3 separate regions of the Homo sapiens genome follow, and all the other regions are linked to region 3. A link is a loop called in an ENCODE intact Hi-C map of the cell type or tissue named here. Cell type or tissue: OCI-LY7. All regions are shown on one strand. Links, peaks and the distances in the headings refer to the core of each region. The heading gives the core; the rest is flanking DNA.

Region 1 (11,514 bases), core at 1,658-9,657, 180 kb after region 3:
GAATGAAATACTACTTCACACCTACTAGAACTATCAAAATGAAAAAAGACTGACAATATCTATTTGGCTGTTGGGAATGTAAAATAGCATAATCACTTTGGAAAACAGTTTGGCAGTTTCCTATAAAGTTAAATAGACACTTATCATATACCCCAAAATTCTATACCTAGGCATATATCCAAAAGAAAACATATGTCCACTAAAAGGCTTGTACACAAATGTTCATAGCAGCTTAAAAAAAAAAAAAAAAGCCCCAAATTGGATAAAGCTCAAATGTCTGTCAGCAGGTGAATGGATAAATTGTGTTATGGACATACAATGGGATATTATCACTCAGTAATGTTGCAACACTGAGGAATCTGAAACATAATGCTGAGAAAAAGAAACCAAACACAAAACAGTATTTACTGCACAATTCCATTTAAGTGAGATTCTAGAACAGGCAAAAGTAATCCATTGTAACAGAAATATAAGATCAGTGGTTGCCTGAATGCAGAAAGAGAGCAGCTGGGTTACACTGAAAAGGCATCCGAGGGAATATCTTGGAAATGTTCTTTATTTTGATTTAAGTTGTGGTTTCATGATGTATTCATTTTTCAAAACTCATAAAACTCTACATTTAAGGTTGAATGCATTTTATTGTTTAAATGCCAACTTTTTAGATTACAAACTTAAAAATATATTGGGTCAGTTTGAGAGCTCACCAGTAGTCTACAATTGTGTATGTAAAATATAAAAATGAAATTCAAAATCTGAAATGAAATACAAATGAATGAAATACATGAATGTAAACTGTGATTATCATAAAGTGCCAGTAGCTTATAGACAAAGACTTTCTTAAAAAAGAAAAAAAGGGAACAACAAATGAAGCAGATACTTTGTTGGCATAACAATCCTATAAGTTCTTCTATGAGAATTGGTCCGTATTAGCAAAACAAAGATTTGTTGGTCCTTAAGATGCTTCATTTTGAAGAATCTGGAAGAAACCTTTACTATTGGTGCCATATCCATACTAAGAACATGGACATCATGACTTTAGAACATAGAAGTACCACCCAAATGGGTGTGGAACCTTGGGAATGGGCCCTCAGTGAGAAGTGATGCAGCTTACCTGTCAGATTCTGGATGAACTGAGAGGCAACCCACCTGGAAAAATAAATAAATTTGTGCCATTTTCTGAGTTCTGTATGTTTATGATAGGCTAACAATAAAATTGTTTTGACTCTGATAACGTACCCGCCTCATATGTCCTTTCAGCTTTAACTGAAGCCTTACACTTTGGTAAAGAACAGAAATGTGTAACTCCATGTATACAGGATAGCTTAAAAATATTTCTGATTTTAGTAATTCAGTGTTTGATATAAGTTTTCAGACTTGATTTTTTTCTACTTAAAATCATCTAATCAATCAACCACCCACCAACCAACCACATATAAAAACCAGATGCTATTTTAGGCTGCAAAGATGGCTAGTCTCCTGAACTGAAATGGTGAGCTAGGTAGTGGGAGGCTGTAGAAATTTCATTAGGAGGCTAATCAAGTTAGTGAAGAACATGAAAACTATGTTGGATAAAGAATGAATGGGAAGGAAAGGTCACCTCTTTGAAGGTCTGTCCTGTAAGAGAAAACAGAATTTTCCTTTGCTGCTCTAAAGGCTGGAAGTAAATCCAATGGGTGGAAATGACAGTGTGGGAGATTTGGGCTTGAGCCATTATATTATATGGGTTCTCAGAGGTTTTGCCTCTGCTGAAGTATTTAGAAGGAAGGGGAGAACTTACCTCACCAAAAGGTAGCTAATTTCTTCAATAAATGGCTCTAGTTGTTGACAGTGAGAAACTCTATCATAGTTAAGATAATAGAATCTTAAGAGTTTGAATTCCATCTCTGCCATGTAGTAGCTATGTGACTTTGGACATGTTGCTGAAACTCTCTGAGCCATTTCCCCAACTTAAAATGGTACTTACTGCTTAAGATTTTTGTGAATAATCAACACATAGATGATACTTAGAATAGGACCTGGAAATTAATAGGTGCATATTATATGTTAGTTACCACTTACAATTATTACCTTCCAAGGGAACTGAAGTGGAGATTTCTGTGTGAAGTGAGAGTTTGGTCAAGATGATCTCTAAAATTTTATCTGCTTCTATCTTTCAGTAGGTTCAATATTTTGGGAAGTATACTTTTCAGAGATTTGCACATCACTGGAAGGTGATACCCAGCCTCGATTGTGGGATTATCTTCCACATGAATTTTGAAATGATGATAAGCTTCATTAGGTATGATTTTGTGTATATTTTTCAGGCTAAAATGTTGGAAGATGAGGCTGACTTTTCTTTCCAACAAGTTCTTTATCTGTGTTCCTGGGTCACCTTTCATGTGATATTCTCAGTGAGGAAAAAAAAGGGGGGAAGCAATGTTCTTTTCAATTTTCTCCTAAGCATTCTTCTAAAGCATGGAGGGCACAGTTACATGCCGTGAGAGTTTATTAGAACATATTAACAGCCTAAAATAGGTAAATAAATCTCTACCCATCTATACATCAATAAATATTTATTGAACACATGTTATAACATAGGCATTGTGCACAGCATTGAAAATGATATTCATCATTTAAAGTCCAAAGCGAATACTACTTAAAAGAATCTGACCTATGTAAGTATCATTACCCATTGCTTTATGGTAAAGCACCACTCAAATTAATGATTTTTTTGTGTATGTTGGACTCAGCCAGGCAGTTCTTCTGGTCTTGATTGTGGTCACCTGCACCTTAGCTGGGCAGCTCTGCTCCTAGGGGCTAGGTTGGATATTGGCAGGAGTTATGGGGTGACTGGGCCACATAGCTCTCAGTTTTCATCAAGCTAGCCTGGGCTTGTTTGCAGAAGCAGGAGTTCGAGAGAAAGAACTGAATGTACAAGGCCTCTAGAGCCTAGGTTTAGAACTAGCACACCATCCTTTTCACCAAGCTCTGTTGACCGTAGTAAGTCACAAACCTAGCCAAGAGGTGGGGAAATATATACTACTTCATGAGAGGATTGAAAAATTCACATTGCAAAGAGCATGGATATAGGGAGGTCAATAATTGGGGCCATCAGTACAATCAATCTATGAGATACAATCATCAAATAGATGAAAAATGCTAACAAAACCCTGTTAGAGAGTCAGACACTCTGAAAGAGAGGAACCAGATTTGCCATATGAAGCTTCTTGGAGGCAATGGAAAGGAGAATTACACTGGGGATTGATCAGTTCTGACTTTTATCTAAGAAAACTGGTCAGTATTCCCAACATATATCCAAGAAGCTGACAATTGTATTACACTTTTAAAACAGCAGATGATATCAATTATAAAATTGTAGCATTCAGAATAATTTAACCAAGGGTGCCAGAGTAAATAGTCAGCAATGTGAATATTCTAGAGGCGTAAAGATTAATAATAGTGTGAGAACCAGGGACTACTGTTTACAGACAAGGAGTTAAACTCTCACAGCAGCTCTAGAGAAGACTTTTGAATTAATGGCTAATTTCAAACAAAGCATTTAATGTCACCACTTGAAATGTTTCAGTAATAATTCAAATGGTTTAATTCTAAGCCACTTATGATTAAATTTCAAATATGCTAAGGTATTATTAGGCATTTATTGGAAAAATCATTTTTCCCCCTGCAAATTAAATGTTCTTCTTTGACAATGATTCAAGTTATGATGGGGATTCTTGTTTCCTTTTAATTATAGCTCAAACACTTATATGGATAATGCAGCAATATGATCACTATTTCATTTTGGAGCCATTATTACCGAAATGCAAAATATCTCAATCTCTAACACACTCCCCCTCCTCTAGGTTTTCCTTTTAATCCCATAAAAGCATCTGTCTTTGATTTCAAGTGGAGTACCTGCTGTGCAGGATGCAATGCAAATCCAATTTGTGTGTAACAAAACCAAATGGGCTGAAATGAACTCTGCATTTTAAAGATGTTTTTGTTTAATCATCGCCATCACTCGTCTTTAATGAATGCATAATCAAGTTAAACTTCAGGCAAGAAATGGAATGGCTCTTCTTAAGACAGAGAAAGCAAATTCTTGTGATATCCCTTATTGCTGATTTGCCTCCCGTTCCCATATTGGCAGGAGAGAAATAGGAACACTCTTCAAATGCATGCTATGGCAAACTGTTGAGAACCATGGCATGAGCAGTATCACTGCTCTTTTTTTTTTTCTTTCATAGTGTTTACAGTAGAAAATGAGGATGCAAGATTCCTGGGTTCTCATTTTGACCTTTTTTCCACATCTCACATAAAATATGAGGCATAATACCGTATTTTGGAAGTTTGGAGGAGGATGTACCATGAGACATTTCTGTGCTAAATATATTTAGCCTAAATGTTGACATATGATTTCCTAATTACAGAGGATCTTTTTGACAGTGAAACTTCTGCAGTTCTTTCTTTTAGAAAGAGACTCTTACAAAGACCTCAAGGCATCAGATAACTTTTGTACAATCTTAATGCTGTTCAGATACAGATCAATTACAAACAAGGCAATGTGATGAGAAGATGTTTTATAATGGTACACTCTTATAGATCTTCTAATTTACTCATTTTCCAGATGAGAAAGCCAAGCACAAAATGTGCATTGACTAACATGAGGTCAGATGGTCAATGAGTGGGAGACTCAGAGCTGGAACACTGGTTTCTGGATCCTTAGTCTTTCCAAAGCAATATTAAAATACCACATTGTGTTACCACAGAGATGCATTGCAACAGAGATGGCAGAACTTAAAGTAAATATATTCTAGAAGGATTATTAAGTGGTAAACTGTCACCATGAACTTTGTATTCAAGGTTAGTGTGACAGTAGGGTTAGGTACTGTGTCTGAATCTCAAAATATTGTTTTCAAGAAAAAATCTAGGGATTTATGGAATGCCAGGGTGCAGATTTCTACTGATTACTTTTAATGGGATAAGAATTGGGATTGGTTTTATTTATAGCTGATTTATACATGGTGGGATTTGCAAAACTCTGAGAGACTGCTTGAACACCTGCCATTATACCTGAAATTCCAACATTGCAAGTTATTTTCAGGTGATAAGGCATGGTCTTCTATTAGGGAGAAATTCCTCTGGTGCAATAACCCTGTGGAACCAGCATCTGTTCTTTACCCTTTAATTTCTAAAGATTCACTAATTTCCTTTTTGATTAGGAACACCTCACTGCAAGCAAGGTGTTGCTACAATACTGTGATTGTATATGATGCTAAATTTTGATAATTAATGGGAAGGGTAAGGAAAGTTAGAGAATGGTGTCCAGGGCAAGACTATTAGGTTCTGCAGTGAGGTGTTGCAGAGAGCAAGGGGAAGGACCAAAACTGAGAAAGCCTTAAAGCTAGATACCTCTACTCACAACTTATTTGAGGAGGCTGCCCCTGAGTTAAGTCACTTGGAAAGCAGATAGATCAATTTATATTCCCTTGTTCTTAACCTGTTCTGCTTGTCCTTTACCCGACCTATTCACATAAGAATCTGAATATTGGGTTTAGAATAGTTTTAAAATTTCCCGTATAGTGGGGAAAAATCACAGGCATAACAATTAAATTACATTCCGGGGGAATAGCATTTATATACTGTTTTATATTGACTAAGTATTTCATCTCATATCAGAGGACCACCAAATATCTTTCAATAACATTGTTCTAGGGAGACTAAAAGACACTTGTATTCTTTCCTCCCTGAAAGATTTCAGTTCCCAAATTGTGCTAGCCAGTCAATGTGACCTCTTCACCCTCTGAAACTTTTTCATTTTTCTTTATATTGACAAAAATAAGACTTCTTTCAATAGTGATGTATTCTTTGCGCCTGAGGCCAGAAGGTCATCCATGTAAATGAGCCATGTAAACAGCCTGTTATGATCAGATTTTTTTGATGAGGGGGTGGGGGAAGAAATTAACATTACCTTGTACTTGGTTTGATGTGGTAGATAATTTTGAGCAGTAGACTGTGACCCAGGTGTCCACAAATTAGATTATTTGGGGAGCTATACCTGCCAACTGAACTCTAGATGAAGGTGCACTGGTTACCAAAGTGTCCCATGTATAATAATTTTAAAAATTATTAAAACCAGAAATCTTTTAAGGCCTTTTGCAATATAGGAGTCTCTATCAAAACCACAACGTATCTTTGTACCAATAATTCCGTTGTTATCAACCCACATGGCCACTGGATGTCCCCACTCTTCCTCAAATGCAGCTAAGGCATCACTTAACTGGCAGTTATAAAAACAATGCATTTTCCAGGGAACCTTCAGAAACATCCTGCAAGAGTTCTGGGTGTGCTTGGCAGGATTGTTTGTCCCTGGCAATAGCAGGACTGATTAGAAATGGGTAACTTAAGAGACTGAGTTCAGTGAGAAGAATTATTTGGCTCATGTCATTCTGTGTCATTGCAGATTTACTTCTGTAATCCTCTCCAATTGCTTTTTTTGTTTTTCCCTAAAAAGCTCTAAAAGGGGAGTAGCTCTGAGGATACTTCTGCTGTAATCATCAGAGGTGAAACAAGAATGAGTTGGAAAAGGTGAGAACATGGGAGAATGAGCATGACAACTTTACAACATACATGAGAAACTACTTCCTGGGAATGAAGGATAAAATGTATATGGTATTCTTTAGCATGGTGAAAGGTGTGAATTTTGATCACTCCTTTATTCTCAGCAATTGTACCTGATCAGTTATAGCCGTGCAACAATTGACTGAACACTGGACTTAAGAGTTAAGACCAGGATTTGAATCTCATTTCTATTACTTGTTTCATGACATGTGACAAGTACGCTTTGTGTCTCTGAACCTTGGGCCCTTGTCTGTAAAATGGGGTGATATAGTGCTTTCCTCAGATTTCTTGGGAAACTTAAATTATATTTTTTATATGAAAGAACCTAGGACACAGTGGTTACAGAATAACTGTCAAATTTCTTAAGAATTTGGGAGGCAATTAAAAGTTAAATAAGGATTTTATAACTTCAAAAGATCTGTGGTTTAGTTACAATAGAAATAGAAGGATTTAGTGTTACTTACAATATATTTTAATATCTATTCAGAGTTAATAAAAATTATTTAACGACATCAGCTCCCCCTTTGCAATTGTCCCAAAGGAAGAATTATACATAGCTAGTGAATGCCTCACCTAAAAAGGAAAAAAAATCCCAAAGCCTTGGAAAGTGGAACCTTCTTAAAAGGAAAGCACTACAGATACTTAGCTAATTCTTAGGATTTAGAGAAAAGGAAGGAGAGTGTGAATGAAATGAATTTCTTTACTGGTGACTAGCTGAAGTACAGAACTCTGTGCAAAGTTGAGACAAAGTGACTTTGCACCATCAATCTCTTGGCAGCGTAGAAGTCAAAGGGAGAGGACAAAGTGCAGTAGAATCTGGGTCATTTCTTCTTCACCTAGGGTCTGAAACATTAAGAGAATATGGAAAACAGGATTTTCTTCTCCTAAAAGACTCCATCAGGCTCTCAAATGAAGTTTTGTTTCTCTAATTCCATTCTACCACTAGACTATTTTATTTTCGTTTGGGGAAAACAATAAAACTTGCTTGTAACTAAGGAGCAGTCCCGGCACTCAGTTCCTGCTGGGAAAACAGTACTGGGGCTCATCTACTGGGAGAGTACTCATGCTCCCTTCTAAACACTGACTGCCAGGCTCCTAATTAATATTTCTCAAAGGAGGAAGCTAACTTTGTTTTTTGGCTATGTATTCTCTACAATAGCACCAATATCTCTATATAGATTAGCAATTTAACAGCAACAACACATCCCCACCACCACCTCCCCGCCAAAAAAAATCAGATAGTACTTCTGGCATTGGCAACTTAAATAAAAATTAACTTAGAGATACAGTCTGGTTTGAATGACTGAGAGTAAGATTCTAAATCTTTAGCTTTGGCTCAGTTGAGTCTAAACTGCTGAGAGATTTGGTAGCTCAGGAGTTGGGTGGATAAAGAAATCATCCAATTGGGGTCCATGGCCAAGGCATAACTCTTGTAAATTGGGCTTAGCTAGCCTATCGAGAGCTTTCATTGACGTTTTGTTTTTTCTAATTCCATTCTATCACTAGACTATTTTATTTTCATTTGGGGAAAACAGTAAAGCTTGTTTGTAACTAAGGAGCAGTCCGGCACTCAGTTCCTGCTGGGAAAACAGTATCCTCGCAATGTAACCATGCAAGGTTCTGCATGCAGGAAAGTGCAAGCTCTGCTGCCTTTAAGATTCTTGTACCCAAGACACAGACATGAGTTTACCAAGAACTGGGATAAAGTCTCATTGATGTTTTCCTTTTTTGGAAACTTATCCTATGTCCTGATTATAGTTAAACCCTTTTACTCATTCAATAACTGCCAACGGGAAAAGAATATTTCCCATTGCAATAAAAATGATGCAGTTGAAATTAGTTTTTCAGTTTGGGTACTAGCTGGGCTTTGTCTGTCCAAACTGTCTCTTCATGTCCTCATGTGTTCTACCTGCTTATAATTTGGAAGATGGCTAAATAAATAAATAAATAACTAAGGAAAGGGCCAGAATAAAACTGCCAAGCAAAGTTGGCTCTTCTGTCTGAGAAATGAACTTCAACCTAATTGGCCCTAATCAGTTGAATTACCCACCACAAAAGTCTCAATTGAGCTCATTTTTTGTGCAGCAAATTCATTCACAGAGCTTGTTTACAGTACAGCGTCTTGGGCCTCATTCCTAGAGATTTTGATTCAGTTGATCTAAGGTAGGACTCAAGAATCTGTACTTTTAATAATCACTACCTGTGGCTCATACTCAGATGGTTCTTGGAACAAACTTTGAGAAACATTGGTGAATGATGTCTGAGTCATTTGAATTAACTAGAGAAGACTAGTCAGGGTGCTGTGAGGAAACAAAGCTTTACGTTCCTCCTAAGGGAAGAGAGGTGATGAGACAGGGATACTGGGGGTAGAGAGAGGCAGCGAGGAAACAAAATTGGCTAAGTGTCTGTAGTATTGATTGCTGTATTCACACATCCTGGGAGATATATGAAAATTTCCTTTCACCACCAGATAACTACTACCCAGTATGCATTTAGGACTGTGGGCCACACATAGTTTGGAGGTTAGAGGGGCCAAGAGCATGGACTCTAGGACCAGCCTAAGTTTGACTTTTGGCTCTGCCACTTATTAGCTATGTGACTCTGGCAAAATGATTTAATCGCCAAGTGGTTTTGTTCCCCTCATCTGTAAAATGGGAATGATAATAGTATTTGTCTCATAGAGTTGTGAAGTTGAAACGAATGAATATAAGTAAAAGTGCTCAGAGCAGTGTCTGCTTAGAAAGTGCTAGATAAAGGTGAGCCATTACTACTCTTTTAATCGATGCTTGGCTGGGAAGGACGAGGATGCAGGTAAAGCTGGAAAATGAGGCAAAGGGGATGAGGTCACTCTGAAAAGAAGGAAAAATGTAGAGCTTGTGAGGCCTTAAATTTTGCCAAGCCATTTTGTGACTAGACTTCAGTTATTTAAAAATATCTCTATCTTGTAAACTTCTCTGTATTGGAACTTCTGCATTTTCAGACTTTGTTTTGGATTTTGTTTTGCTTTGCTTCTTGGGGAAGCCTGTATGAAAAATATCAGCATTAATATAAAGGAATTAGTACCCCAGATCATTAATTCTTGGGCTTCAGAGGGTTTCTGAAATAAAAGTTTACTTGTACTAGATATTTAAGTGCGTTTATGGATCTTAGGTAAAAATATTTGCCCCACCAAATTCTGTAAGAGTACTGGGACACCAAAAGGTTAAAAATCATCCTCTAGGAACCAGCTTCTTTGTGGCTTCTTTCTGACCCCACTTTCTGTGACTCCAGAAGAGCTGGTACTCAAAACAAGGGTAGTCTTGACCCCGCTCCTCTGGAATCATTTGGCCATGTCTTGAGATATGTTTGTTATCACAACTAGGTAGTGCTAGTGGCATCCAGTGAGTAGAAGACAGAGATAGTACAAAAAATCTTAAAGTGCACAGGACAACCACCCCCAACAACGAATTATCCAGTCTAAAATGTCAGTATCGTTGAGGTTGAGAAGCCCTACCTTAGAGGTAACATCAGCAGAAGTCCAACTGAATACTGGGGGCAGGTCTGGTGAAGCTGAGCACTTAGAGGGGGAGGAGTAGCAGAGCTGGGGACAAGAGAGATCATTATTCCATGAGCAATGGTATGGGCTTCCTGTCAGTGCTATGCCAGATGCCAATGGCAACTTATCTTGGTGAATGTAGGAGATACTCCTACCAGAACCCTCTTTGGGTCTTCATGACTTGGTACTACAGGGGCACACTCTTACCATGTTGAGTCTCACCACTTACTCTATTCATAGATCAGATGTCAGGCTCACTGAAAATTTGGATGTTTGATTCAAAAGCAGACACACTTAAATTCTTTTTCTGTAGCATAGACTTTATCAGGGGAGACATTTCCTCACGTGGGTAATGAGGTCCCTATAATAATTAGCACTAATTGAGATCCAGGTAGGCAGCTTAAGTAGAAAGGCTGACAACTAAATCACTCATAGTGGTGACCCAGGGGACTAGTCTCATAGGTCCTCATTTAGTCAGAAAGAAGGAGGCAGAATTCAGTGACATTAGTAAGTTTTCAGGAAGGATTACATTTGTTATAAACAATTAGCAAAATATTTATTTGAGCTAAATGCTGTGAACGAAACACACACATACACATACACACACATATACACACTTCTCTCAAGAAGAGTCTGATCTTTATCTCATTATATAGAGAGATCAAGAGCCAGCAGGATTATTCTTTGAATAATATATAGGTTCTGTCTAGTAGCCTGGGGACAAGATCACATGGGTCCCAGTTGTGTCCCTAGAGTGTCTTTCTGTGACTCTCACTTAACTTTTCTACAGTCTCTTCATCATTAAAATGGCCTAAACCTTTATTATTTTCTGTTCTTTGGAAGCCCTTCCTTACCTCTGGAGAACTACATTTGAAGGTGAGGCTGTATCACAGAGGGCTGTGTAATTTAAAGAGCTGCAAGTTCATTAACTTTCTAGAGTTATATCCTAGTTTGTAGGATAAATAGAATGGGTGTGAGAAAGAAAATCATGAAAAAAATTCCTTTTAGATGGATCACAGATTAGGAAAAATTCAGTGAAAAAACTGGAAGAGGCCTGCTTTGGAAATAAGGTGTACACTGTTTAGACCTTAGCTTTGTCGTACAGACCTAGGGAATAGAAGCCCATGAAAGTTTGCAGGATTTTGACAGTTTCTCTCCAATCTTTCTGCTGAAAGTATAGAATAAGGAGTGATCCAGATTGCACAGGGGTGAATTTTCCATAATCCAGGACTAAATGTGGCAGATGCCAAATTTATGAGTGTTAGTAATCTTCACCCTGTTGTTCTTGGGATTTTTCCATGAGGAGAGAAAAGAAAGAATTATCTGGATTCTAGTTCCAGCCTTGCCACTACCTAAAAAAAAAAAAAAAGTTTCTTTAT
Region 2 (8,000 bases), core at 1-8,000, 380 kb after region 3:
AACATATATTTATTGTACATCTAGTGTGTGCCAGGCACTTATTTAGGGGAGCACTACGATGAACAAGACAGACAGGCCTGACCTTAGGAACTTTATCTGGAATATTTATTCCAGATAAAGATGTTGAGGAAAACTGATGGGCAGTATCCCAGCCCTGTGCATCGGTTCTCTTCAACATCTTTATCTCTAATATAATGTTCATATCATATTAAGAAAAAATAGAAAACAAATGAGATTAATTTTGCAGTTTGTGTTTTTCTCTGCCATCAATTATTAAATAGTGGCACATGCTTAAATATTTTTTAAATGCAGATTTCAAGTTTCAAGGGATGGGGAAGCTATTTCAAAGAGCATAATAATTGCAGGAAGGAATACATGAATGTGTACTTCTTATTCCTAGGAATGCAATTCAGCTTCTCAAATTTCATTATACAGTATTCTTCAACCCAAAGTTTTATCTGATTTAGAAAAAGAAAAGAGGTACACATGTTCTGACAGAGTACAAGACACCTTTCCCATCCCTTACTCTTTTATGCTTCTTGCCTGTTCTCTAAAACCTTTGGCAGGTAAACATATTACTTTCAGATGAGCCAATCGCTTGGAAATGTTAATACACTTGAGGGAAGGTATGTCAACATCACTGTGAAAAAGATACCAGTGAACCATACTAATAGTCAATGACTTAGAATTATGCCTTTCCCCATATTTGCTTCCTTTTCACTATTTTTATTCACTGGTTTTTGTTCAAGTTCTTATTTATGCTTCTCTTTTTACAACTTTGCATTGTTAATAAAAATTCAGTTTTAACTATAGATGCCTTCTTCTCCTCTTGTGTTTGATTTATTGCTCCAAATGGGCCAACCTGGATGTCTATATTTCTTCCACTAAAATGCAAATAACTTACTAGGTAGAATATCCCCATGTTATTTCTTGGTTTGTTTGTTTTCTTTTTTTTGAGGCAGGGTCTTGCTCTGTCACCCAGACTAGATTGTAGTGGTGCAATCACAGCTCACTGCAGCCTCAACCTCTCGGGCTCAGGTGATCCTCCAACCTCAACCTCCTGAGTAGCTAGGACCACAGGCATGCATGTGGCCCACTACCATGCAAAATTTTTTTTAAAAAAATTTGTAGATATGGGTACTCCCTATGTTGCCCAGGCTGATCTTGAATTCTTGGGCTCAAGCAATCCTGCCTCAGCCTCACAAAGCGCTGGAATTACAGGTGTGAGCTATTGCTCCTGGCCAGTATTTGAAATAAGTTTTTTTTCTTGGTATTTGGATAGGTTTTTGCCAATCCAGAAGACTGTGTAGCATTTGGCAAAGGAGAAAATGCCAAGAAGTATCTTCGAACAGATGACAGAGTAGAACGTGTACGCAGGTAAACCAGTGTCTCTTGAAATTACTTACTTTATGAAACAATTTTGGTCAAGGAGTTCAGTGAAGATGTCTCAGGGTCTTGGAGACTGAGGAAAAAAAGTGAGACCTCTTACCTACTCCACATGACAATTACAGAAAACTGGATGTCTGAAATTGACACACTGCACTTGTATGTGTTGCCAATTTGGCAATACTGTACTTTTATGTGTACTTTCTTGGGGTTAATGACGTTGCTGTATATAGGGATGTATCAAAAGTAATGGCAGGGAGGAGGTAAAATGGGAACAGTAGATTCTTGGAGTTTTATCGTCTTTGTCCATAGGTGAGACTGTCAACTCATGTAAAAGGTTGAAGAATTAGGTATTTTTGCATAAGATTCAAAATAAGAATGTTGACACTCTGGAGGAGTAGGAACCTCTTTCTCTGTCCCTCTCCCCACTGCCATCTCTTTTTAAATATTATGTTTTAATGTACTGGGAATTCAATGAGCAATGAAAAGCAATAAGCCAAGATACGACTGGGGTATGATTGTTCCTATCACCCAGGTAGTGAGCATAGTACCCGTTAGTTTTTCAACCTTTGTCTCCCCTTCTGTACTCCCTCTAATAGTCCCCAAAATCTATTGTTGCTATCTTTGTGTTTATGTACCCAGTGTTTAGTTCCCACTTATAGGTGAGAACTTGTGGTATTTGTTTTTCTTTTCCTGTGTTAATTCATTTAGGGTACTTGCCTACAGCTGCATCCATGTTGCTGCAAAGGACATGATTTCATTCTTTTTTTTTTTTTGAGATGGAGTCTCACTCTGTCACCTAGGCTGGAGTGCAATGGTGTGATCTCGGCTCACTGCAACCTTCTTCTCCTGGGTTCAAACCATTCTCCTGCCTCAGCCTCCTGAGTAGCTGGGACTACAGGCATGTGCCACCACGCCCAGCTAATTTTCTGTATTTTCAGTAGAGGCTGGGTTTCACCATGTTGGCCAGGTTGGTCTCGAACTCCTGACCTCAGGTGATCCACCCACCTTGGCCTCCCAAAGTGCTGGGATTACAGGCGTGAGCCACCGGACCTGGCCAAAATTCATTCCTTTTTTTTTTTTTTTTTTTTTTTTTTTTTACAGCTGTGTAGTATTCCATGGTGTATACGTACCACATTGTCTTTATCCAATTCATATTGATGGACACCTAGGTTGCATTAGCCCTTTTTTGATTCTCTGTGAAAGTCTGAAGCCCCTCCCAAGATTTCTGCAGATTCCCTTATGGCATATCATCTCCAGGTTAACTCTGGATCTGGGTTCCTGCCTCTATGCATGTTTCCATATTCTGCAATTGGTTATGCTGGATGTTAATCCAGCCCTTTCATCAGTTCCCTTCAAAAATGAACTAAAAAAAATGTGGCTAAAAATAGACTTGAGTAAGTGGAAGTGCAGAGGCGTTTACACTGTGGCAGCACAAACATTTTAAGTTGTATGTTATTTCTCTGTCAGACAATGGCCTTCAGCGTCCTCTCTTTGCAGAATATGCCCCGTACCTGTACCTCCTTCACGCAAGCAATGCCCAGTGTTACACCATTTTTGAGGCTCTCCTCTAGCCCCACAGACTCTTCAACCTTTTCAGCACTAAAATTAAAAGTACCTTCTTGCTCATGCAAAACAATTCTACCCCCAAGCTATTCATCAAGCAAGAATGTTTCTCTTCTAAGAAGAAGTCTGTGCAGATACTTAGCACAAAATTTCACCTTCTATCTCACTTAGTTATATACTTCTTAATTCAGCAGCCCTGCTGAGTAAATCAGTGAGTCTTGAGAATGGGTTGTGTCAAGAATATGGATATAAAATAGTTTCAGGACAAAGAATCACTGTGGAAATTTCAAACAGCAGAACAATATCAAAGGAAAAATTATGTGTTAGACGAAAAAAAATAAAAAAAAGTGAGTGAAGCTTAAGTTTTCAAAACCACTGAAGAGACATGAAAACTTTTAAAGCCTTGTCTGGTCCTTTATGCACTTCCCCTTTTAGAGCAGGCAGCCGCCTGCATGATGCTAGTCATGGCCCTGTATTTATAAAATTGCCCAGAACTGGAAAGTGATCAGAAGCAATTAGACCCTCAGTAGTATTAGTAAGACTGAAATGAAAATCCAAGTAAGTCTCCTGTGTGAAAGCGTAACAAAAGATATTTTATTTGGGGATTTTAGATTCCTCCCTACTATTCTTTCCGACCTTCCACCCTTACTCCCTGCCCGTGGGATTGTACTTTTAGAGGAAAACGACGTTATCTAAATTGATCCGCTAGTCAGGTTGCAAATGAATGTTAGAAAGAACAATTGACCCCAGTTCTGTAAAGGTTCCGAGTCCTGGAGGAGGTGCAGCGACTGTGTGCACAGCGCCCCCTGGTGATGAGACACTGGCTTTTCCGCATACTGAGAGAAGAGCGTCTCCAACAGAGCGGAGTTTCCAGTTGTATAATGCTTTTTGAGACAGTACCTGTTTCATCGAAAAAGTGCCTAATAACACACTTTTGGAGACACTTTTCAGAGAGAGCGTTTCCAGCATCTTCCCTTTCCATTTTTAAGTTAGACTTTTTTTTTTCACCTCTCTCGTTACTTCAGTCATTGTAAAGCTGTTACGATTAGCATATTTGAACGGCAGAGCCAGAATGGGGCTACAAATGAAGTGAAAAGTATGCTTTACCGTGTGCAACAATTGTGAAAGTTAATACATACACATATGGAACAATTAACTAAAAACTTAAGGTAATATGTGTTGAAATACCAAGATATGTGACTTAAAGTCAGTTATTTGAGTTCTGGAAAGACAGAAACCAGTGATGGTTAGAAAGCACTTGACATATTTATTTATTTATTTAATACCATCTTAGCTTGTCTAGGAAGCATTCAAGACCATATACATTCAACACAAAAAGATAAAAAGAAAGTTGAAAGGCAAACAGGCCAGCTGGTGAAATACAGGGAGTCATTCAAAAGACAAAATAAAGGCTTGAGTTGGTATTTAGGGACAGGAGAGACATTTAGAATATATTCCCTTTAAAGGTAGAGAATAACCCTTCACTGAGAGTGTTCCATGGAGTCTAAGTGACACTTGCTGGGGACTCTGTCATGAGACTGGAGCATAGGCTAGGGGTTGAACTGGATGATGTCCCTCGTGGCCCCAGTGTATGAACACACATATATGGAGAGATTATTGTGTATGTATCACTGTCATTTCTTCTATTGGGATGCTATCAAAGAGCTTTAAAACTGGGTTCCTGACCCTCAGGGGTTTATAGTGTTCCCCCCCTCCCCGCCCCCAAAAGACCCACATGCATATAGGAATGGGAGAATGATATGAAGCCATGTTCCATTAGTTCCATGGAATATTTCATAAAGGAAGACCTTGAAGAGTATTAGGATTTGAAAGGAGAAAGAGGAGAGAAGTCTCATCAATTTGGGAAAATTCCTTTGTGAGAATGTGAACACATGGCTGGCTATGTGCTGAGGGTGAAGAGCTTTGGCTGAGATGAGGGCGTCAGGAAAAGCCTGCTGTGCAGCTCCTTTTGTAGTTGTTCACAGCCTGACAATCCCCAGAAGCATGTAGCAATGGCAGTCCAGGTCAGGTGGATGCTGGGATCCAAGTAATTCTGATCTGAGGGAAGGAGGCGTGGCTGTGGCCTCAAGAGCACAGAGATGGTGGGAAGGTCCGTCACAGAGCAAATATATGCCAGGGCATGTGTGTCCAAAGGAGAAAGAAGAATGGGAAAATGTAATCATGGGGAAGAAGGGTAATAGACCCAGGTAGAAAGTGGACTCTTAGGAAGACTGATGTCCACCTGGTGATAGATTTTGGCAGCTGTCCATAAATGGCACTAACGTGAAGGAAGCTGCCGCTCCAGGAAGGAGTCTGTCGTTGGAGAAGAGGGGAGGGTTAGGACGGAAGGGTGATAGTGCACTGCAGCAGGTGCTCACAGGGAAAGCTGGGGAACTGTTTGCCTGGAACAGAGTCTCAAAAGAAGTACAAAATACAGCATAAATTGGCATAAGTATGAGGGTCTGTGGAAAACAGGCCTTACTAGCATAGTGAGGAGTGTTATCTTTGAGAACATTTTGAGGGCTGACGAAAGAGAAAGAGAACTCAAAAGGGAGAATAAGATAAAGAGAAAATGAGGCTAGAAAAACATGCAGGAGCTAGAAAGGTAAAGGAACCCCTGCCCCTTGACCTTCCTTCCCTCTACCCTCATGGTCCTCTTACTGTCCTTGACTTTCTTCTCTGCTTTAACATTCCATTCTATTTGTCAACTGCGTAACACAGGCGTAGAAGTGGACATTGTTTTCCAGAGAGTCTCCTTTTTATAGTTTCTTCCTCAACCTTAAAATGTCTGTCCTTTTGGCATGTTGTGAAGGAGAACACTAACGTGCCTAAGATTGGAGGTGACGATATCTCTGTGATGCTGGGGGAGAAATCACAGGGGCAAAACAAATACTCTAGGTGTCATTGACAAAGTGGGCCCTTCTTTAATAGAAAATGGTATTCCTGTCTTTTCTTTCCCATCTCATTCTCAGTAGTACTTGTATTGCTCCATGAAAGAGAGGGCACAGGAACACTCACACCATCCTCTCTTTGCTTTTATTCTGTATTGAAGCCTTTTCAAATCATTACTTAGCTGGGCTGCTGCTGTCCTCTTCATGTCTCTATGTAGTCATCCTCTTTGTGAGACAAGCTTAGAGATAATCTAGGGAAGACAAGACAAAGGAAAGGAGAGGAGGAGAGTGACGATCGTTGAGCAGGCAATATGTAATAATTATATGCTTATTGCTATAGAAGAGAGTAACGTAAAGCAGAAATAGTTTTCATTTTGAAATACATATCAATAGCTGACAAACTATCAAATTCTCCATTTCTAGCCTAGATTCTAAAGCAATTTCTAATTCTGTAGACTTAAGGGAGGTGACATTTTAAAATTAAGTATTTTTAAAAATGTTGCTGGGCATGATGGCTTGCACCTATAAACCCAGTGTTTTGGGAGGCTGAGGCTGGAGGACTGCTTGAGACCAGGTGTTCAAGACCAGCCTGGGCAACATAGCAAGACCCCATCTCTAAAAAGAAAATTTAAAAAATTAGCCAGGCATGGTGGTGAGGCCTGTAGTCCCAGCTACTCATGATGCTGAGACTCAGGAGTTTGAGGCTGCAGTGAGCTATGATTGTACCACTGCACTTCAGCCTGAGCAACAGAGCAAGACCCCCTCTCTAAAAACAACAATAGCAATGACAACAATAATAATAAAAATGTCAAGTCCATAGTAGATGTGTTTTGTATTCGGTCTTAGCCAGAGAAACCCAAGATGCCACGGTTTGGAGCAAAACTGTGGCTAAAACATGCTTTTTGTTTTCTTCTAGCTCTGTTATAAAGAAAACATTTAGGAAATTCTCTCTTTCTCTCTTTCACCTATCCTACTTTTTGTGTGTCCTTTGTAGTTTTGCACCATCATTCCTAACGAATTTATTTGGCATTTGGAAGATAGGTTAGCAAAAATTTTACTATATTTGAAAGGCTAGTTATGTATTCTGTTATTTAGATATAAGAGCATGAGAGTCTTGATATTAAATTGGTAAATTAATTATTGGCAACCTAGTGGTTTGGGTTGGCAAGGATTCTGTCAATAATCATTTGGTAGAGTAGCAGAAGCAAAGGAGGTGTCTTAAGAAAAATCAACACCAAAAGGGTTTTCTTCCTTCGGGAGAAAGAATTTTTATAAAAAGAATCTTGAATTGCTAATTGTTATGAACCTCATAAGAAAAAAGTATTTTTATTTACAAAAATGAAATGAGTTCTATTAGATAGATGTCGTTTTGATATTCTAGGAACTACAAAATGCCTTCTGTGATATTTAAAGATACACTAAAAATAAAAAGAAACAGAAATAATGAGAGATTCTAAATAAAAGTCAAGTGGGCAAGGAAGCAAGACAATTTGAGAGAAAAAAAATAAATCTTACTTTGAAATTTAAGGATCCATTAGTGCTCAGATTTAGTTTTTAGAAGAGAGAGAAAAAAGGATACATATCTAGTATTTTGAAATTAGTGTCTTTAATAGTTATCTTTTTCCACAGAGCCCACCTGAATGACCTTGAAAATATTATTCCATTTCTTGGAATTGGCCTCCTGTATTCCTTGAGTGGTCCCGACCCCTCTACAGCCATCCTGCACTTCAGACTATTTGTCGGAGCACGGATCTACCACACCATTGCATATTTGACACCCCTTCCCCAGCCAAATAGAGCTTTGAGTTTTTTTGTTGGATATGGAGTTACTCTTTCCATGGCTTACAGGTTGCTGAAAAGTAAATTGTACCTGTAAAGAAAATCATACAACTCAGCATCCAGTTGGCTTTTTAAGAATTCTGTACTTCCAATTTATAATGAATACTTTCTTAGATTTTAGGTAGGAGGGGAGCAGAGGAATTATGAACTGGGGTAAACCCATTTTGAATATTAGCATTGCCAATATCCTGTATTCTTGTTTTACATTTGGATTAGAAATTTAACATAGTAATTCTTAAGTCTTTTGTCTGATTTTTAAAGTACTTTCTTATAAATTTGGATCATGTTATGATTTGTAACATTCACACAACACCTCAC
Region 3 (11,514 bases), core at 1,370-9,369:
AATGAAAACCAGGTCCTAGGATTCTAATGCCCATCTGTCAAGTGAGTAGTTTGAACTAGAAGGGAGTTGACATCCTTCTACGTTCTGAGTTTTGACGAATCTGTTGCTCGAAGCACTGCAATGTATTTCCCTGGGAATATGTTGTAACTGCAGTGAGTGTACACGTGCATGCATGTGTGTGTGTGCTGGGATAGAGGCAGAAAATTTTGAGGAAATACAGTTTTATTCCACGTATGAAGACATGACTCCTCCTCTCTGTTCTATAACTGACCCACAGTAAGATTTGGAGCAAGTCATTTATCTCTCCACATCTCACTTTTCTTTCTTTCTTTTTTGAGATGGAATTTTGCTCTTATTGCCTAGGCTGGAGTGCAATGGCGCAATCTCAGCTCACTGCAACCTTCGCCTCCCAGGTTCAAGTGATTCTCCTGCCTCAGCCTCCAGAGAGTAGCTGGGATTACAGGCATTTGCCACCATGCCTGGTTAATTTTTTGCATTTTTTTAGTAGAGACGGGGTTTCACCATGTTGGCCAGACTTGTCTCGAACTCCTGACCTCAGGTGATCCACCTGCCTTAGCCTCCCAAAGTGCTGGGATTATAGGCGTGAGCCACTGCACCCAGCCTACATCTCATGCTTCACATGGGAAGTGTGGAGGTAACTGCAAATTGTCTCACGATGGATGGTTAAATAGCGTGTGGAGAACACTGAGCATTTTTGAGGGAAGAGGCTTTGAAAACGTAGGGGATTTCTCATCCTTTAGAGTAATTATTCCTCATGAAAAATTTTTTGGAAAGGGCATCTGTTGAACTTATTGCTTCACTTGTAATTTCCTCTGTGTATGTGGTCTAGCAGCAGTTATAATAACTCCATACCCCACCATTGTCCTTTCCTACCAACATAGGGGAAAACCTGCTCATTCGTTTTTCCATTGTTTGGCTTATTTGTATTGAAAGGAAAGTGTCAGCTGAGTTTGTTAAAGGACATAATTTGAGATTGACTGGGTTACATTTCAGCCATCAAGCCACTTTGATTAGCATATGTCATTCATCTAGTTTCTGAGGTGTCTATCATGGTACTGTCAAAGTCCTCAAAACGACCTAAACACTAATAATGCTTCTTTGTGGTTTCTATGGCTTGTGTTGGAGTGAAGTGGTCTATTTTTTCTTATATGTAAGACTGGCAAATTCTAGTTGTGCTTTCATAAGTATTAGGACAGTGCTTGCTATTTTTTGTTCGTTAAAGTTATTTTTGGGTTTCTGGAAGTGTATAAGGGAAAATATGGGAAGCTAGTATTGAATGATTAACTGCCTACTAAATGCCTGGTTCTATTCTAGCAACATATATTATTTAATCATCACAAAAATATGTGAGCAAACTGAGCCTCCCTAAGTAATTAGGCTTAGAGAAATCGAATAATTCCTAAATGTTTACACAACTAGCAAGTAGCAAAAATGTCTTATCTCAAGAGTCTGTGCTATTCAAAGTAGCATGGGTTCTTAGCTTAAAAACAAACTTGTTTGTGATATATAGTAAGCCGTTTCCCCCAGACTGTTTTTTTAGGGGCCCAAAGAGGTTTTATTTTATGTTCTTCAAGGAACATAGATCATGGTGTCCTCTGCTTTTGTAAGTCCCTCTGTAATCTGAGCCTGATAAGCACTGAATAATAACAGGAACACCATCACTGCTGCCACCAACAACTTTGAAAACAGGAACTGACATTCCTTGAGCATGAACAATGTGCTGGATATTGTCCTTATCTATTCGTGTGTGTTAACCTGTTTGAAAATAACTCCGTGAGGTGTGCATACTTCTATCATTCCCATTTTGTAAATGAGGAACATGGGACAGGTTTAGAGTTAAGTAACTTACCCAAATCAAACAATAAACTAGTAGTAAAGTTGGGGTGTGAATCCATATACTCAGGAGAATCCACATTTTTGTCTACAATACTATACTTCTTCAGTAAATATTCATGAGTTGAAGAAAACCAATTCTGATTAAGTGAAGCTGAAAGGGAATTTATTATATTAGGAAGACATAAAGAAGCTCACTGAATAAGTAGGAAGCCTTGCTTGGAAAAAAAGCAGGACCATGAGGGAATAAGGAGCAGAGAACACAGTCAGATTGTGCCACAGGAAGAGCTTGGGCCCAGGGCCACTGCTGGTGCTGCTCCTACTGGCCAGCACAGGTACCACACTGTTGGCTGGTGGCTGGCCCCTGGGACACTGGACTTTTGGATCTCCTGCTATTGCTGATGCCACAATAATAAAGAAAATATCTAACTATTCTTTCATCTTTGCCTCACTCTTTAAGATTCAAAGGCCTGAGTAGAAGCAATCACTTGATAGAGCCCAGGTCACATTTTAAAAAGACCAGATTTGGTATAACTTTTGATTTAATTGTTCTGATATATTTTGGGCAGAATGGTAACAGAAAGAAATGACAACTTTCCACCTGTTGAACCTTAAAGATTAAGATATTTTCTCAGAAAAACTTGATCCTGTTATGTGGTAAAATAGGCCAGTAAAATGATTTTAGAAATTGGCAGTTAAAGAATGAGAAGACATTGGTTGCATATTTGTAAATCCAGTTATGCTCTAAGTGACCACTTGCAGTTCATTCTGTTTGGATCATGGATTAAAGAGTATAACTTCCAAATGACTGAATCATAAAATACCTCTGGTTTTCGTGGTTAATTTTAACTATACTTCAAGAAATTCACTTGGCATCAGAAGGTAGTACTCTAGAAAAAGGATGGTGTTTTTTTGTTCACAAATATGGTCGTGATCAGTGTTTTAAGAATTTGTTTTACAGGCCAAAGTTCACTTTAACAACTGCTGTAATAAAATACTTTCCAGCCTTGTCTGATGGCTCACTGATTGTAAGCAGTAATCCAACAGAACTTTGGTTACTGGAACTGGGTCAGGCCATGAAATAAGATTTGACTTTTATAACACAACACTTAGTGGAAATTCATTTTACTAGAATTCTGAACTTAATAATTAAACTTTTTGAGTGCTTATAACATGTCAGGCAGTATGCAAAGTACTTTGTATATCTCTCTCTCATTCCTGGTAACCCTGTAAAGTAAATATTATTGACACTTTAAGGATGGAGCTGATGCTGACAGAAATAACTTGCCTAAGGTCCCACAGGAAATGATGGAGTTGGGTTTTAAATCTGCATTTGTCCTACTCTAAAGCCTGCTTTTAATGACAACACTATTTTGTGGAAGAAAATCATTAATTAAATCACAAGTTAACTTGGATTAGCGTTCTTGGATTTTTAGATCAGAAGATTTTCCTTGTCACTTGTTCTTAGAAAACAAGTTTCTTTTTTTAGATTCAATAACTTAAGAAATGTCATTCCATCCAATTCATTCTCTGAATTAAAAGAATATAATTTTTTTTTTCGCTCCATAGTCTATTACTATTTTTAACATTCTTACACAGGTTGTCATATTGGAGGCATAAGTAGGATGATTTTCTCCCAGGTTAGGTAGATGGGCAGGGTAAGGTAGGTGGTGTGGCATCTCAGATCATCCCTAGTACTCAGAACTGCACGTTATTAAGGATCTGTGAAAATAGTCTGTTCTTTATTGAACCTTCTGTGGGTACCATCTCTCAGTGGTAACAAACTTTCTAAACTTACTGAGCATCTTGGAATAGAATATTTGCTTTCATTTCTCTTCATTTTTCACTTCTGAGCTTCAAGTTCATGTTTTCTGTGATTGAGAAGGCAAGCTTTATTTGGCTGTTATAACTTGTGGTTTTAACTGAGACTAATTTTTCATTTTTCTAAATGTACTTTACTAAGCCTGTGAATTATAGAACTCTCATTTTAGCTTTAAGAAATGCTTACCCCAACCCTTATTATGAATGTTTCCCTCCTGCTTGGTTTACTCTGTATGTTTATAAAACTACTTCCTATGGGCCGGGCACCGTGGCTCACACCTGTAATCCCAGCACTTTGGGACGCTGAGGCAGGCGGATTACCAGATCAGGAGATCGAGACCATCCTGGTTAACACGGTGAAACCCCGTCTCTACTAAAACTACAAAAAGTTACCCAGGCGTGGTGGCAGGCGCCTGTAGTCCCAGCTACTCGGGAGGCTGAGGCAGGAGAATGGCGTGAACCCCAGAGGCGGAGGTTGCAGTGAGCTGAGATCACGCCACTGCACTCCAGCCTGGGTGACAGAGCAAGACTCCATCTCAAAAACCAAAAAACAAAAAACAAAAAAACCTACTTCCTATGAAAGATACTCAAATACAAAGGAAAGAAAAAGCCTTGGTCTTGTTACCATGGCAGTAGCCTGAGTTCAAGAAATGATAGTGGCCGGCCTGAAAAAGCCAAAATTCACTAGTATCATTGACAAAAGACTTAAATAATTTTTTAAAGATTTAATACACATGATTTTGGTCTAATTTGCTTACTAAAATCCTGCTACCTTTCATGTAAAATGTTACCTTGAATATGAAATATGAAATAAATCTGGGCCCAATGTGGAACCCTCCAAAGCCAGATGTGGTACTGGGGTCATGGGCTCAGGGGTTAACAGATTTAAGGCAGCATCTCTGAGCCTCCCTGCAGAGATGGCTTTGTACACATGCGTCCAGCACTACCTGGCCAGGCCTAACACTTTTTAGTCAGATATATAAACATACTCTGGCAGGCAGTGGGGCAAGCTGCTGTGTCTTTATTGTCATGAACATAACTCTCAAGAAAGGTGTGCTTTATATCCAACCAAAGAACCTATTACTTGTGAATGGAAGAATTAATAAGAACCTAAGATTTTTTTTTATTACTTTGCAAAGGGGTACACCACTGTATGTATGGTAGCTACATTTGTTTTTTGTTGGAAGCAACCATCATATGGACAAGACAGAAATTATTTATAATTTGCATGTCATTATGATATTTAAAAAGCTCTATGTCTCTGGACCTCAGGCCAGGGCTTAGAAACGGTTTCATGGTAGCAAACTAAGCATTCCTTGTAACAGGATGTGAACTGCAACAGAATGCTCCAGGCAATGTTAAATTGGGGTGATTTTTAGAAAGTGACAAATGTTTTATGTTTCCTAAATGTGAAATGGGTTCCACCAGCTCTAAACGGCTGCCAAGTTATGTTATCACTTGCCTGCTTTGTAACTGCCTCAATTATTTTCTTCCCCAGCCCTGTATGATGAGATTCGTCAGTTTCGCAAGGCCTGTGGGGAGGCTCATCTTAAAACTATATTAGCGACAGGAGAACTTGGAACTCTTACTAATGTCTATAAAGCCAGTATGATAGCAATGATGGCAGGTAAGTGTTTTATGTTCAAATAATGTTTTCTATTGAATTGATGTTTTTAGGAGAAATTAAGTAAGTGAAAGCATTTAGCTATTATTAAACGTGCTAACCACTTGGAATTTTTTTGCGGGAGGAATCGGATATTTTGTAAAAACATGTTCAATGTGAAGTGGTCAAAAACTCCTGGCTTTCTTCCACATTTTTTTTTGTGTGTGTGTGGCATTTCATTGCTGCACTATGCTTATAAGGCAGTAGATGGCTCTCTTGTTAGTGAATTGCCTTCTGTTTTATTCTTTGATTATTCACTCATCAACATATGTTAGACAGGAATTTCTTTGACTTACTCCTCTCTGAATTTAAGCTTTTCATTTATCTCAGAGATATATATCCATACTATCTGAGACAGCCTCTGCTTTTGTTTGTGTTAATGTTTTAAAATTTAGTGCAGTATCATTGATTTTTATACTTTCAAATATAAGTTGACTTATTCTTTATCTCTGTGAACAGCAGGTCTATCCATTTAGACATCCAAGCTTGCAGCCTAGGAGTCATGCTTGGTTCTTTCTTTTTCTCACCTCACATAAATCAGTGAAGAAGCCTTGAGAGTTCTCTCTAGACCTCTTTGCTGTGTCTGACACATCTTCCCTCCATTCTAAGTGCTGCTGTCTTAGGCCACCATCCTCCTCCACAGGGATTACTTCAGCTGTTCCCCTGTCTTCCTGACTTTTGTTCCCCTCCAATCTGTTCTCCACACTGTCACCACAATTTTTTTTTAATGCTAATTTTATTATGGTACTGCTTGCTTAAAATTCCTTCAGTGGTTTCCCTTCATCTTTATGGTAAAGTGTACATTCCTTGATTCTTATTTTAAAAAGGTCCTTCCTAAGACCCTGGCTGTGCCTCTGCTGTGTCATTTTCCCTTCACACCATGTTCTCCAGCCAGGTAGAGTTACTTGCACTTCTCTGCAGATGGTGCCATCCAACCTTTTGAGTCTTTGTACGTTCTGTGCCTCCTGCCCGGAATGCCTTTTGCCCAAATAACTCCACATCTTGGGGTTCAGCACAGGTACCACCTTTTTCAGGAATTATTTCCCCTGACACTGCTTCTCCCCCTGCTGTTTGGCCCATTATCTCCTCTGTGTGTCCCCACGGCATTCAAGTAAAAGCCCTATCATATAACTTATCACATGACATTGTGATTGAGTGTTGAATTTCTAGGTGTCCTTCTAGGGGCCCTATATTTGGATGAAGATACCTGGTTTCTCTGGTCTTGAATCTGGGCCAGCCATATTCTTGTGTACTTCTTGAGTGCTCTGTCAGGCCTAGTAGATCATTCCTTGGAACTCTACTGAAAATCAGCCTACTAGTCAGCAATGGTGCTGTTGCTCTGGGCACAACTGCTGTATCTAGAAAATATCTGCAGTTGTTATCTGAGAGCAAAATCTCAGAAAAACCTAAGGATGAGAAGGGATGGAACACTTTGAACAGTTGTTCATCAGTGATGTTGGCATTTCAAAGATTCACAGTAGAAGACTCACTGTGCCTCTTAGGAACCTGGGAAAAGCCCCTTGGAGGCTACTTGGTGTACAGGTAGCCCCCCTTTATGCTGCTTGCCAGCACAAGTGATTGTTAGCCCAGGTAACAAAGTAAAAGTTTGGAAACGAATAACAGCAGCCACTTATAGGACATACTTTGTGGTAGCCACGCTGTTGGTTGTGCACATGGAGCTGAGATACTCCTCAGGGTCACATCGGAGCCAATCTTGTGATACCTGTTACCCCAGCTGTTATCCTGGTCACAATGAAAGTGTATTCATTCTGGGAGGTCAGCCAACCCTGTCCTACGCACAGCACCTACTACTCATGATACAAATGTGGTATTAGGTCATCACGCTTTGGAAGCTGTGTCCCACCCTCCACCCATCCTGTCCACAGAAAAAAATGTGATTATAAACATGTCCCTTTATTTCTTCCTGTCTGCTTGTTTCTCTGTTCATGTTGTTTATCCACTTCATTTCTTCATTTAAGCAGTGTTTGTTGAGCACTTAGTATGAGTAATAAAACCGTATTCATGGTGTGCTTTACCAGGTACATTGAAACAATATTCCTTCGTCCTCACATCAGTCCTGGAGTGGAAGAAATCTAGGATTGTGTGACTTGTTTAAGGTCACAAAGCTAATAAATAACCTGTATCACTATTTGAACACTCTGGTCTTCTGGCTCCAGATTTATTGCTTTTTCACTTGTAACATGGCTATTTCCCAAGGCACACACTAGATTTTATCATGAATGAAAGACACAATCTTTGTGAGGCATAATATATGAAAGCATGTAGCATACTTCCTGGCCTATAGTTTATACTTCCTACTCTGTTAAGAAGGTATATAATAGAATTGAAGTATTCTTTGATGAACTTGAAATATTTTGAAATATTTTTTATATTCTTGTCCCAATTTTATATGTAACTTGCACAAACTAATCTCCCCAAAAGTAATTTACAAATTTCTGACTAAATTCTGTATTCTACTTCTGTGGTGGTATAAAAAATTTTTTCTTAAATCAATTTCATTGAGGCAGATTTGCATTCAGTAAAATTCAGGTGTTAGATAGACAGTGTGATGAGTTTGGCAGTTTGCAAACACCTGTAACCACTACTCCCTTCAAGACACAGATCATTTCCATCCTCCTAGAAATATCTTTGTGTCCCTTTATAGTCGCCTCCACTCAGCTCACCTGCTGTCCCCGCTGCAACCACTTTTCTACTTTTATCACCATGCTTAGCTTTGCCAGTATTAGAACATTATCTAATCACATAGTGTGAACTCTTGGGTGCTTTGTTTTTGGTTTGTTTTGCCCTCACTAAAAATAAGAGATAAGAGATCTTAAGGAGTTTGCCTAGAAGTATTTCACTGTGTAAGTATACTGAGTTGCTAAAATTGTTGGCATAATGTTGTTTATAATATGTTCTTCCATTCTGATATCTGTGGGATCTGTAGTTATATCTCTTTCTTTATTCTTGATATTGGTCATTTTTGTTTCCTTTCCTGTTGTTGTTTTTGCTTTTCTTTCCTCCTCTGCTTGTTCATGCTAGGGCTTTGCCAATTTTATTAATCTTTTCAGAGAGCCAAGTTTTTATTTTGTTGTTTTTTTTTCATTACTTTTCAGTGAAAGTTATTTTCTAATTTCCCTTGTGATCTCTTTTGTTATTTAGAGTGCTATTTACAATGAGATATTTACTTTCCAAATATTTTGTGCTTTTATGGATATCCTATTGTTGCTTTATAATTTAAGATTTTGTTATCCTCAGAGAGTATCCATTGTAAGAATCTTTTGTCTTTTGGAATTAACAGTTATTTTGTAGCTCATTTTATGGTTGTATTTAGTTATATGCTTCAAGTGCACTTAAAAGAATGTGTATTTCAGATGTTAGAGCAAATGTCAGATCGAATTGGTTGATAATGTTTTTCAGATCTAGTTTTGTTTTCTTTTTGGTCTACTGGTTCTGTTTATTACTAAGAGAGTGTTAAAGTCTCCAAACATGATTGTGGATTTGTCTGGTTATCCCTTTCGTCTGTCAGTTTTTTCATCATGTATTTTGGAGCTCTCTTATGTATATATACCTTTAGGATTGTTATGTTTACCTGTTGAAGTAGCACATTTGTCATTATGAAACGTCCCTTTTTATCTCTGATACTAGTCCTTGTCTGAATGTCTACTAATGATGTTCATCTGGCCACACCAGCTTTCTTGTGTTTAATACTTGCATGGTATATATTTTTTTCCATCTTTTTATTTTCAACCCATCTGTGGCTATATATTTAAAATGTATCTCTTGTAGGCATTTCTTTTCTAATCTATTATGACAGTTTCTACTTTTTAGAGTGTTTTATTCATTTACATTTCATGTAATTGATATAGTAGGAGTTAAGTCTGTCATCTTGCAAACTTTTTCCTGTTTGTTTGAATCTATTTTTGGTTCCTCTTTTCTTGCAACCTTTTGGGTTCATTAGCTATCTTGTAACATTTTGTATCTTCTGTTGGCTTTTTATCTACAGACTCTTTGCACAAAATTTTTAAGTGGTTGCTCTAACAATGTGCATCCTTAATTTTTCACAGTCTACTTGGAATTAATGTTGTTTCACTATACATGTCACAAATGGAAGAACCTTACAACAGTTTAATTTACATCCTCATTGGTTCTTTGAGTTATTTTAATGTTCTTTTCTATATATATTACAAACCTCTTACTACAATGATACGAATTTTTAACAGTCACTTGTCTTTTGAGGACATTAACAAAGAAAAAACTAAGATAAGCTAGTATTTTATGTTTTCCCTAAATGTATCACTTTAGTCTTTATTTCTTCCTATAAATATGAGTTTCCATCTTGTATAATTCAGTCTGGGAAACTTCCCTGGGTATTTTTTGCAGTACAGGTCTGCTGATGATGAGTTCTTTCTGGTTTTATTCGTCTGAAAATGTCTTTATTTCACCCCCATGTTCTAAGGATAGTTTGCTGAATATAGAGTTCTGGGTTGAGCATTTTCTTGTTTCAGCCTTTAAATAAGTCATTCCATTTCTTGGAATCCCATTTCTTCTTGTTTCCTTGTATGTAATATCTTATCTTACTCTAGCTATGGTCAATCAATATTTTCCTTTTGTCTTTTTTGTTTTCCCAGTAATTTGACCACAACCGACCTAAGTATGGTTTTCTTTGTATTTATCCTGAACTTTTCTGAGCTGCTTGGATTTGGAGGTTGATGTTTTCTAACAGTTTAGGACGTTTTCAAAACCATATATATGTACTTTTTTTTTTTTTTTTTTTTTTTTGAGACATAGTCTGGCTCTGTCACCCAGGCTGGAGTGCAATGGCGTGATCTCAGCTCACTGCAACCTCCACCTCCCAGGTTCAAGTGATTCTCCTGCCTCAGCCTCCTGAGTAGCTGGGGTTACAGGTGTACACTACCACGCCTGGCTAATTTTTGTATTTTTAGTAGAGACAGGGTTTCACCATATTGGCCGGGTTGGTCTGAAACTCCTGACCTCAGGTGATCCGCCTACCTTGACCTCCCAAAGTGCTGGGATTACAGATGTAACCCACTGTGCCCAGCCTAAAACCATATTTTTAAATGCATCTTCTACCCCATTCTATTGGTCTTTCCTTCTCGGACCCCAAGTACATGAGTGTTAGACTATTTGATATTATCCTATAGGTTACTGAGGTCCTGTTTGTTTTATTTTTAATCTTCTTTTCTCCTCTGTTCTCCTGATTGGTTACATGGATCTTTATTCAAGTTCTTTTGTCACAGGATCTTTAGGGTGTCGCTTTGCCAGTCAGAAACCTCCGTGCACTTCTGCTTGAGTTTTGCTCCTGGTTGCTGGACTTGTTCCACCCACTTGGCCCGGCAGGCTGCACTTGGCTCACACTGCTGGCCTGGGTCGCACAGCTGCCAAGGGCAAGCCAGGCGCGGAGTGGCAAGGGATGTGTGAGTGAGTGCACGCGGGGTCCAGCCACTGTGCACAGCCAGGCACATCAGCTGCGGCAGGGTGGGCAGCTCCAGGTGCAGACTCCATGCGAGGCTGTGGCTGGACCAGACGTACCACAAGCAGCTTCTGCTGTGGGCACCAGCATCTGGACAAGGGGAACACATGGTGCCCAAAAACTTGGAGACACCAGGAACCACAGAGCCCCAAAGAGGGTGTTACAGCATGTCACAGGCCTAGCTGGGGGAGCCCTGAGTTCTGGGCTCCCAGAAGGGCCGCAGCTCCTTCTTCCTTCTCGTTACCTGCAATGTGGTGAGTCGGGGGCATGTTTTAGCCCTGTTTGTGTTACAGCTCTTTCAGTCCCGCCATTTGGTGGGTCCTGAGTTCTTGTCCTGTGTCCAGGAAGAAAGAAGTACTTGGACAACTGGAGGGTGAGCAAGGCACAGAGGAGCTTCATTAAGCAACAGAACAGCTGTCAGGAGACCCAAAGCAAGTAGCTCCTTTCTGCAGGCAGGTCATCCCAACAAGTGTCCAGCTCTCAGTAGAGAGGAGACCTGTAGTGGGTAGCTCCTTTTTGCAGGCAGGTCGTCCCTGTGAGTGTGTGAGTCTGACTGAGTCTGAGGTTTTTATATGCTCAGAATGAAGGAAGTGCATGCTGATTGGTCCATGGGCGGCCATGGATGGGCCTGGAAAAAGCACCATCGGACTGCCTGAATGGTCATCAATGAAGTTCTCACTCC

What was found. Hi-C counts contacts between places; a loop is a spot of excess contacts. Peaks named below come from ENCODE experiments on the same cell type or tissue, not always from the same donor. Only the 100,000 strongest peaks of a DNase experiment are listed, where the experiment ranks them.
Region 1: a loop joins it to region 3, with 5 times the contacts of the local background. A loop is called at or near these places in 3 of 110 quality-filtered maps.
Region 2: a loop joins it to region 3, with 6 times the contacts of the local background. A loop is called at or near these places in 14 of 110 quality-filtered maps.

What each region holds. Positions count from the first base shown.
Region 1 is chr12:16,159,402-16,170,915 of GRCh38, forward strand. All of the region lies in intron 1 of LOC101928362 (a long non-coding RNA gene), which reads left to right. Among named protein-coding and RNA genes, the nearest start is that of SLC15A5, 110 kb to the right of the region's middle. In OCI-LY7, for the core only: CTCF peaks have their summits at 6,213 and 6,431; a DNase peak (open chromatin) is centred at 6,230.
Region 2 is chr12:16,356,323-16,364,322 of GRCh38, forward strand. It overlaps MGST1 (microsomal glutathione S-transferase 1), which reads left to right. Exons shown (of 4, transcript NM_020300.5): 3 at 1,283-1,377; 4 at 7,473-8,000. The coding sequence ends at 7,719. Among named protein-coding and RNA genes, the nearest start is that of MGST1, 13 kb to the left of the region's middle. RefSeq lists a silencer at 3,573-3,867. In OCI-LY7, for the core only: CTCF peaks have their summits at 3,762 (motif pointing left) and 3,961; DNase peaks (open chromatin) are centred at 3,389 and 3,749.
Region 3 is chr12:15,977,135-15,988,648 of GRCh38, forward strand. It overlaps DERA (deoxyribose-phosphate aldolase), which reads left to right. Exons shown (of 9, transcript NM_015954.4): 6 at 5,174-5,302. Among named protein-coding and RNA genes, the nearest start is that of DERA, 72 kb to the left of the region's middle. In OCI-LY7, for the core only: CTCF peaks have their summits at 2,182, 5,557 and 5,770; DNase peaks (open chromatin) are centred at 5,537 and 7,977; H3K4me3 peaks cover 2,234 bases; H3K27ac peaks cover 4,161 bases.